3 separate regions of the Homo sapiens genome follow, and regions 1 and 3 are each linked to region 2. A link is a contact called in ENCODE Hi-C or POLR2A ChIA-PET data. All regions are on one chromosome and are shown on one strand. Each heading gives the region's core, a stretch centred on a gene start or an enhancer-like site at or near the end of the contact. The rest is flanking DNA. Distances are from core to core; before and after follow the strand shown.

The links. Hi-C counts contacts between places; a loop is a spot of excess contacts on that map. ChIA-PET counts read pairs that join two places held with the same protein, here RNA polymerase II (POLR2A). Pooled maps may share reads with other maps.
Region 1: a map with no recorded cell type shows a loop between it and region 2 (2.1-fold over the local background). The contact joins the enhancer-like site here to the promoter of LINC02392 in region 2. A Hi-C loop is called at or near these places in 2 of 168 maps with a recorded cell type or tissue (lower leg skin and right cardiac atrium), 6 of 37 single-sample maps with no recorded cell type and 6 of 50 pooled maps. POLR2A ChIA-PET finds 5 or more read pairs at or near these places in 3 of 52 experiments (T-cell, WTC11 and activated T-cell).
Region 3: a map of endothelial cell of umbilical vein shows a loop between it and region 2 (4-fold over the local background). The contact joins the enhancer-like site here to the promoter of LINC02392 in region 2. A Hi-C loop is called at or near these places in 1 of 168 maps with a recorded cell type or tissue (endothelial cell of umbilical vein), 2 of 37 single-sample maps with no recorded cell type and 1 of 50 pooled maps. POLR2A ChIA-PET finds 5 or more read pairs at or near these places in 2 of 52 experiments (BJ and IMR-90).

Annotation. Positions count from the first base shown.
Region 1 is chr12:90,249,488-90,252,187 of GRCh38, forward strand. No RefSeq gene overlaps it. Among named protein-coding and RNA genes, the nearest start is that of LINC02392, 42 kb to the right of the region's middle. Within about 2 kb of position 1,409, at least 5 of the 41 ENCODE cell types and tissues checked have a DNase peak (open chromatin) inside an H3K27ac peak, as active enhancers do.
Region 2 is chr12:90,291,963-90,294,662 of GRCh38, forward strand. LINC02392 (long intergenic non-protein coding RNA 2392) reads left to right here and starts at 1,356. Exons shown (of 3, transcript NR_135018.1): 1 at 1,356-1,598.
Region 3 is chr12:90,330,042-90,332,761 of GRCh38, forward strand. No RefSeq gene overlaps it. Among named protein-coding and RNA genes, the nearest start is that of LINC02392, 38 kb to the left of the region's middle. Within about 2 kb of position 1,395, at least 2 of the 41 ENCODE cell types and tissues checked have a DNase peak (open chromatin) inside an H3K27ac peak, as active enhancers do; they include endothelial cell of umbilical vein, where a contact is called at or near this core.

The DNA.
Region 1 (2,700 bases), core at 159-2,658, 42 kb before region 2:
TAACAGCTGAAGTTGGTTGTCTTCCCCCTCTTTGACAAATTCAAAATGACAGGAAGATGTAAATTCTTGCCCTACCCCTCCGTATTGTGAATTTCATTTCTTCTGTGAGGGTAAAACTTATTTGCCTTTCTTCTCGGGTTTTTTTGGGAATATCCTTTTTACTCACTTGTCAGAGAAAGTGCATTTTTTTAAAATCCAAAAAATAAGTATAGCTTTTTTGGTTTAAAATATTTCTTTTTAGAAAACTTCCCTGGAAGCATAGTATACTGATATCAAAAAAGCAAATATCTTGTTGTATCTTGTCAATTTCATAGGAAATAATAAAACTCCCCCAATTCTCAGAAGCATGTGACTTTGTGTCCAATATGCAAAATTTTATTTTGGAAGGAAATTGTGTATCCAGGTTATTTTTATTTTCTATGTTGTGCTATAATTAATTTTCAAGTTGCACTGTTAAGAACTTGTTTTTTTTCTCTGTTTATGTTACTTTTATTTATTTATTTGGTATGATGTGTTTAAGCTGCACTTATCTTCGTTCTGATGAACTGGTTAGAGCTTTTAAGAGCTCTTTACAAAGGTGTATTAAAACTAGCTCGAGAGCAAGGATTGCCTTAGTTAAAAAAGGTTTTTTAAAAATGTGTCTCCCCCGAGGAACCTACTCAAATTACTTTAAGAAATAAAAACGTTCGGGGCATGCCTGGCAACTATCTGATGGGAAACAGTTCATCTATGGGAGTGCCTGTTGGGAAGATTAGTCCTAGGGCAGATTGCTCAACCTTTCCTGTGCTGAATAGCTCCTTTGCTTTTTACCTGAAGGATCCAAATTAAAATTGGGGAGGGTTGATTGAGGTGAATACTGGTGGTTTAGAGGCGGCACACACACAAACACACAATGGCATGTTTGAAGCCTCCCGAGAAACAGCATTTTATCCCTGTTCCCCCTACTGTAGATGACATAACAAAAGCAATAATAACAGCATTAACAAAAACGACGATTTATTGAGTGTTTCCTCTCTGCCAGGTACTGAAAACCACTTTCTAAAGTAGTGACTGCTGTATACACTTTCCGCAACTAAAAACTTGAAGTTCAGACTGGGCATGCAATTTAACTAGAAGTAAACCACTAGTAAACAGAAGAGCTGGAGTTTTAATTCTGGTCTATTTGATTCCTAATCCCATAGACATAAATAAGGCCTCTCTTCCTTCCTCTCTCTCTTCCCCTCTTCATCCCTCTTTGTGTTGGCTCCATAGCCAACACCCTGCCCCAATGTTATTTTTTTTTTTCTTTTCGGAAGTCTGTAGGGGCATAGGGCAGGGTCATATTGCTGCTAATGGGTTTAAGTAAGCCATCTAAATACAGAATGTGCTAAGGACAGGCCTGGCTACCCAGTTATAGCCTCCTTTTAGCTTTGGCTAGAAAGAAATCCCCAGAGCAAGTGTTGAACGTGGTCACCCACGCTACTTCCTTTCTTGGCTGAAGGTCAGAGAGAGTGAATTCTGGACCCAGCACAAAGTCTTATTCAGGAAATCATAACTGCCACAACCCAAGCACTCAGAATCTCAGCTTTGAAACTGAGTTTGTGGTCATTGCCCAATTTTATTGGCTTTGATAGTGTGTGGTTCTGGCTTCCAAATAAACATACTCATTTTTTTTTTTGCTGTAATTTTTGACATGCTGCCTTTTGAAACAATAATAGTAACTCTATAAATAAGTAGCTTTTAAATGGAAATATTTCCCAATTTAATCCCCTCTACTAAATATTTAATGAATATGTAATAAATAAACATATCATTCATGGAATAAAATTCTACCATTATCTCTACATGATAATTTTTTTAAAGAGTGAGATTCTCTTCTGGAAAAATCTTTAACAGTAGTTTATTTAGAAACAATATGATTCTGTTAATTTTACTTTCCTTCCTGCAGTCTATTTTGTGGTTGCTTTTATTTCTGCAGTTTTAAAAAGAGATATAAAATTAATTTCTTAAAGAAATTTTGACTCTTGATTCTTCTTAAGCATCCAAAGTATAATCTATGCTATATTGAATGGTTGCAAAAATGAACATGACATAATGTAAATATATTTAATTAGAAAAATAACAAATTTTAAAAAGTAAAATTTAAAAATTGAAAGACCTAATGCTCAAGTTATTTGAAAACGATACATCTTGAGAATTACAACATTCAACTGTTCGCCTATTAACTTCAAGCACCATTAAATGCCTCTGTGCTTGTACATAATTGTGCTGTGAAGGACAAGAGGAATTAACACCCAAAACCAGCTCTACTTCTCTGTGAAACTTGGATGAAACACATGTTGTTTCTTCTCAGTTGGTCTCTTATTCCTAAAAATCATAATTTCCTTGCTTATTTACATGCATGTATTCCTTCTCCATTCCCTAATCCCTAAGAGTATGTCAAATCTCCGTTATTATTTTAGTCCTTAATACCATTACATTTTACAAATTATATGTTTACCTATAATTATGTACTTTTAGAGTCTGATTAATAATGATCTTCTCCACTGTGAGATCCACGTGGCAAGTAGTTTTATGCATTTTATTCATAATATATATCTATATCACTAAAGGCAAGATTGACATAGCATCTGCTCAACAAACTTGTTGAATAAATAAATAAGTCAGTGAAGGAGGGGAAGTTACTATAATCTGTTTAAGTTTTATTATATCCCACTAGAC
Region 2 (2,700 bases), core at 106-2,605:
TGAACAGAGCAATGTTCTTGATGGTATGTAGAATAATTGTAAAATAATTTTTATTTTTTCAAAAACAAAATTATCTTCAAAAGTGCCCACCTAGGGCACACTCTTTTTAACTTACATTCTGGCAAATAACTGATATTGACCATCCATTGCTCCTCAAAAGAAAAATGATTCCCTGTTAGACAGACTCTTAAGTTAAAAATACCTTTTAGGCATATACTTAAAGTCTCATTTCTTTTCCTATGTCCTCCACAATGTCTTTAATGTGCTTGATTTGGGTAATAACACCCAGCAGTCACGGAAGACAGAAACAGCCACCTTGATTACTCCCTCAGCATACTTATGCATGAACTGAGTCTTGATGCATGAACAAAAACACTTCAAGGTCATATTCCTTATCTCTCTAGGTTATTATTCTCTCTTAAGAGGAAACTACGATGCTTCCTCTCTTACCAGAATGATAATCGAGATATTAACACACGGCTTTGTCATAAATCCTAAACACAACTAAGTATAGATAAAGATCTACAACAGAGCAAAAATTCTCTAGCACTGGATACATACACAAACTATCCTAGGCAGTTTCTCCTAACAGCTGCTAAATTACTTCTATTAATTGCAGCTTCATAAAACTAAAGAAAAGAAAAGAAAAAGAAAGAAAACAACAAGGCTGTTTAATGGCATGCCTCTGTGTTACTACTTTTCTGTATGGTACACAGCAAAGCAATCAAACATTTGGACATTACAAATATCCTAGCAATCAATTTGATTTAAAATACTCTCCAAATGTAGATACTGCAAATGAAAAGACTCATTTCTTTTAGCCATTATTTCTAATGCTGCTAAAAAGATGCAGTTGGGGAAATGCTTATCAGAAGTACTAAATCAGCATTACAGATATATATCAAGGAACCAGATGAATCTACAATTGCAACCAATTTGTTTTTCAGACGAGGTTTTATTTTTTTTCAGACTTGATGGATGGCTGTTTTTTAAGAATAATATTTGTCTAGAATGGATTAACTCAGGAGAGTGATACAAATATACCCAAAAGAATGAAGAAGTGTAAGTGGAGAGTGGTATATATAAACTATATCCAGGAAGAAATGAAATAATCGAAAGGTCCATTTTATGCTTGACATTTAGAGAACAGCCCTCCAAATTTACATAGTGACAAGAATGCTGAACAAGGTCAGGACAATGGAAACTTCTTTGGCAGGATCTAGTTGTGATATCAATGGGGAAATGTCTTAAACCAGGTATCTCAACCTTAGTTCTATTGACATTCTGGGCTAGGTAATTCTTTGTTGTGAGAAACTGTTCTCTGTATTCTAGAATGCTTAGGAGCATTACTGACCTCTTCCAGTGCGATGCCAGTAGCACCCTCAACTGTGAAAATAAAAAATGTCTCCAGACATCGCCACTTGTTTCCTGAGGGCTAAATTACCAGTTGTTGTAAACTACTGTTTTACATACTTTTTGGTTTTTTAATCTCTAAAGAGAGGAGTTGTGAAAAGATGTGTCTTTTCCAGCTCTGATATTCTCTGACCTGTCCAGCTATGCTCACAAAATTGATGAGAAACTCTATCTGTTCTTATCAGGTAACACCAGAACTAGCCTTTTTATGTTCTCAACTTGCAGAAATTATAGCTAGTTTCCCCACACACAGTAAGGGAATTCCAACTGCATCTTGTGCCATATTTTGAGTTAAAATTTTACTTTGCTCGTTTTCATTCTTTATGCAGCATCTTCCGGATAGGGTGGTCAACTGTCTCAGTTACCTGAGACTTTCGTGGTTTTGGCATTGAAAGTCCTGTGTCCTGAAAAAGCCCTCGATCCTGAGGAAACAGATCACTTTCCTTCTATAACTATTTCCACATGGTTTTGCATGTGTGTAGATATGCGTATATACAAACATGTCATGAAGAATACTATAGTACTATTCTAATAGTGTTAGAATAGTATAGTAATAGAATAATATAGTACTCAGTTATCTTAATCTATTTTTTATTATTTTATTTTTAACATATTTTATGTTATCAAGTATTATTTAACTATATTATTTTAATGCATGATTATTATCTTATTCTATTAACGTACTACAGTTTATTGAATAATTTCCATATGATTAGACATTTATGCTCTTTCTAGTTTCTTTTAAAATAAAAAATCAATGCTCAATGAACATTCTAATAGTTACACATTTATGCATACCTTTTAAATATTTTTAAATTAAACATTTTAATTTTGAATAATTTAAAATATCCTACAGGATATAGATATATAACAACCCTGTATCTATTCTGTCATATTTAATTTACATTACAGAGTTAAAAAATAAATAGAAATGAAATTTAGCAAATTCAGCTGAAGTCTGTCCTCCCTACCTCCCCACGTGTACCCACTGTCCTTAAGAAAGTGTGTGCCATTCCCATCAATGACCCTGAACATTTGTCACATACTTAATTATCTACAAAAAGCAAAAACGATTCACCAGCATTGTACATTTCCTTTTGCATCTTGAGTTTTTGCCCAACATCATTTTTTAGAGATTTATCCATGTTGATAGATCTATATTATTAGCTATAACTGCTATATAATGTTCTGTTTCATGACTGAACTTTCATTTTTCCACTCATATTTAAAGACAATTACATTTTCAAATTATTTTGCTGTCACAAACAATGTTGCATTATTTGTATA
Region 3 (2,720 bases), core at 145-2,644, 38 kb after region 2:
TTTTATTTTTTTCTTTCTTATTTTATCTAAGTTAATTCAGAATAATGATTTTGGATTTCTTTGGTTAGGGATTGGCAAAATGATTTTTAAGTGTTTTTCAAATAAAATCTGTACACAGGTTAAAAAATAGTCAAAGGACTTAATAATTTTGTTATGTTCTTTGATAAAATTTTTACATACACTCGGTAGAATGCTAAGAAATTTTAGCTTGTAACCAAAGGAAGATTTATTATTTCTGGCTGCTTTCTTTTTCCATGAAATGTGTAGATATGCTATTTGACTTAAACCAAGTGTGTAGCCTTCTGATTCATAGTTTAGTTTGTCCTCAACTAAAGAACATACCAGGGTGTGCTTTTTGTGTGCCCGACATGGCTGCTTAAGGGAACTGCATATACCTTAATCCAAATCAAAGCTTCTGAGGAAGAAAAGATTGAACTCACTCAATATCATGTGGCTACTGAAGAATGAAAAGAACTAGAAAAACAACATGGTAGAATATTAGTAATGAGAATACCAATTAGAATTGGAAGCACTGTTTCCATTCTAAATACTCTGCCTTGACCACTCAGCAAAGGTGCTAACAGTATGTGTCATTGATCCCTGGGGTGCCTGGTAAAGTCACCATTCTTGAGACATTGTAATTTTGTAGGGGAACATGGCCTAAGAACTACAATGCAAAAATTTGGACACTGGTATTAAGGAAAGAGTTAAAACTTAGTCAAAAGAAAAGGGTAATTTAAAACGAGCAAAAGAGTAAACAACAACAAAACAACTACAACAGAGTGCTTGGGATTACTGAGATGTGGGTGTCAAAAACTTAAAGAGAGGGATTATTGTGTTCTAATAAGCAGACTATGGACATTTTCAGGTGGGGATAAATCTGTGTATATTTATGTATTAGAAAGTAAACTCAATAAAGTGAGCTAACTATAAAAGGTTATCACAGATTCGTTCAGTGAAAGGCATTCATTGACAATGGGCACAAGCTTAAGTGGTTGATAAGCATTCATCATTAAAAATGTATATATGTATATATACATACACATACATATTTTTAACATTTTCTATGTGCCTGGCATTGTTCATGACAATAGGTTTATAGGTGCTGAGGTGGAAAAAACAAGCCAGGGTCTCATTCTCATGGAGCTTATGGCAAAAAGAGGACACAAATACAAAGCTAATAATTACAAATACTTTTTTCATTATATTCAAAAGAGGAGCCATGAAGAAAAATACAGATGAATTTAAAATTACGTAATACGAAATCTAATTTATCAGCAATAGTGACAGCAGATTTAGACCTTTAGAAGCATATTTTTTCCTATGGCCCCAGTGTTTGTATATGGAGGAGGGAGTGGAGAGGTGGGCAGACAGGGAGAGAACAGCAGTCTAGTGGCCTGCAGCCAAGGGAGGAAACAACTTTGCTCACAATAGGCATCCTTAGCAAAGCCAAAGAACAGTGACATCAGCGTCTACACATTTCCCATGATTTCTAAAAATATAATCAACTCATTAGCAGGAAAACACTAAAACATACAATTTTTAAAAAATTAATGGATGGTTAGAGCACTTGGCTGTGAGATTGGGTAGTGCCATCTACATTTGGGTAATGGCCCCTCATATTTTCCATGCCTTATACTGCTGGGAAGACATCATGCAAAAGGAAGGCCACATCTTCTGTCTCAACCCCAACCATTTATTTCCCGCCTTCCTTCATCATTATTATTAATTAGAATGTTTGCAACTGTGAACTGTCCTAGTTTTTATTTTTGGCTTTCTCTACTAAGTCCAAGTATAAAGAGAACATACAATTCTCCTTGATGACCATCCCCTCCTTCAGTTACAGCAATAATTTTCCTAGAATGATGGTGCTATTGATTGCCCAACTGCAATCTCTGTGCCAGAAATGCTTAATACTATCTTGTCATTCACAATATGCTTAATGGCAAACAGGGGATTTACAGTCTGTCAAATTTAATGACCAGAAGAACCAATAAAATATGACAGGAAAGACTTCCTACTGTTTAGGAATGGAATGGTTCCATCTGCACAATGATGGCATGTTGGAAAATCCCTCTTGTTTAAAAAATTATATATATATATATAATTTCTACTCAAGAAAGAAAATGTACACGATGTCATACAGAAGAGAATGTTATAATTTAGAACAACATTATTCCAAACTTGTTTTTCTAGGTTAGATTTCTCAAAAGTGAATTTTTATGTTTCTTATTAGGATTGAAAATCTATATAGCCAATTTTGGCTCCCAGGAGAGTCTAAAATCCTCTCATTGATGAACCCAATACCTTATGCTCAGGCCTGAATACCAGAAAAGTAGGTGTTGTAGTAGCAGGAGAAATGGTGCTGGTGGATCTGGAGTTAGTAAAGTAAGTGAAACTCTTCATTCATTTTGCATTGTTGCCCTTTTCCGACACATACACACACACACGCACATGCACACACACACACACAGATACTGCTACTACAACCCCAGCAAAAGTCCCCCTCCTTAAATTATTGAGCAATGGTTCTCAAAGCAAACAGAAGAATCACCTGGAAGTGACTAAATTAATCTCTCTCCTCTAGATGTTGTGATTCTGTGGTCATACCTGGGCCTAGGAGTTGTTTTTGCTTGTTTTTTGTTTTTCAATGTGTCCCAATGAGTCTTATGCCAATGGTCTAATATGATGCTTTATGAACTCTGCATACACTCCAGTAT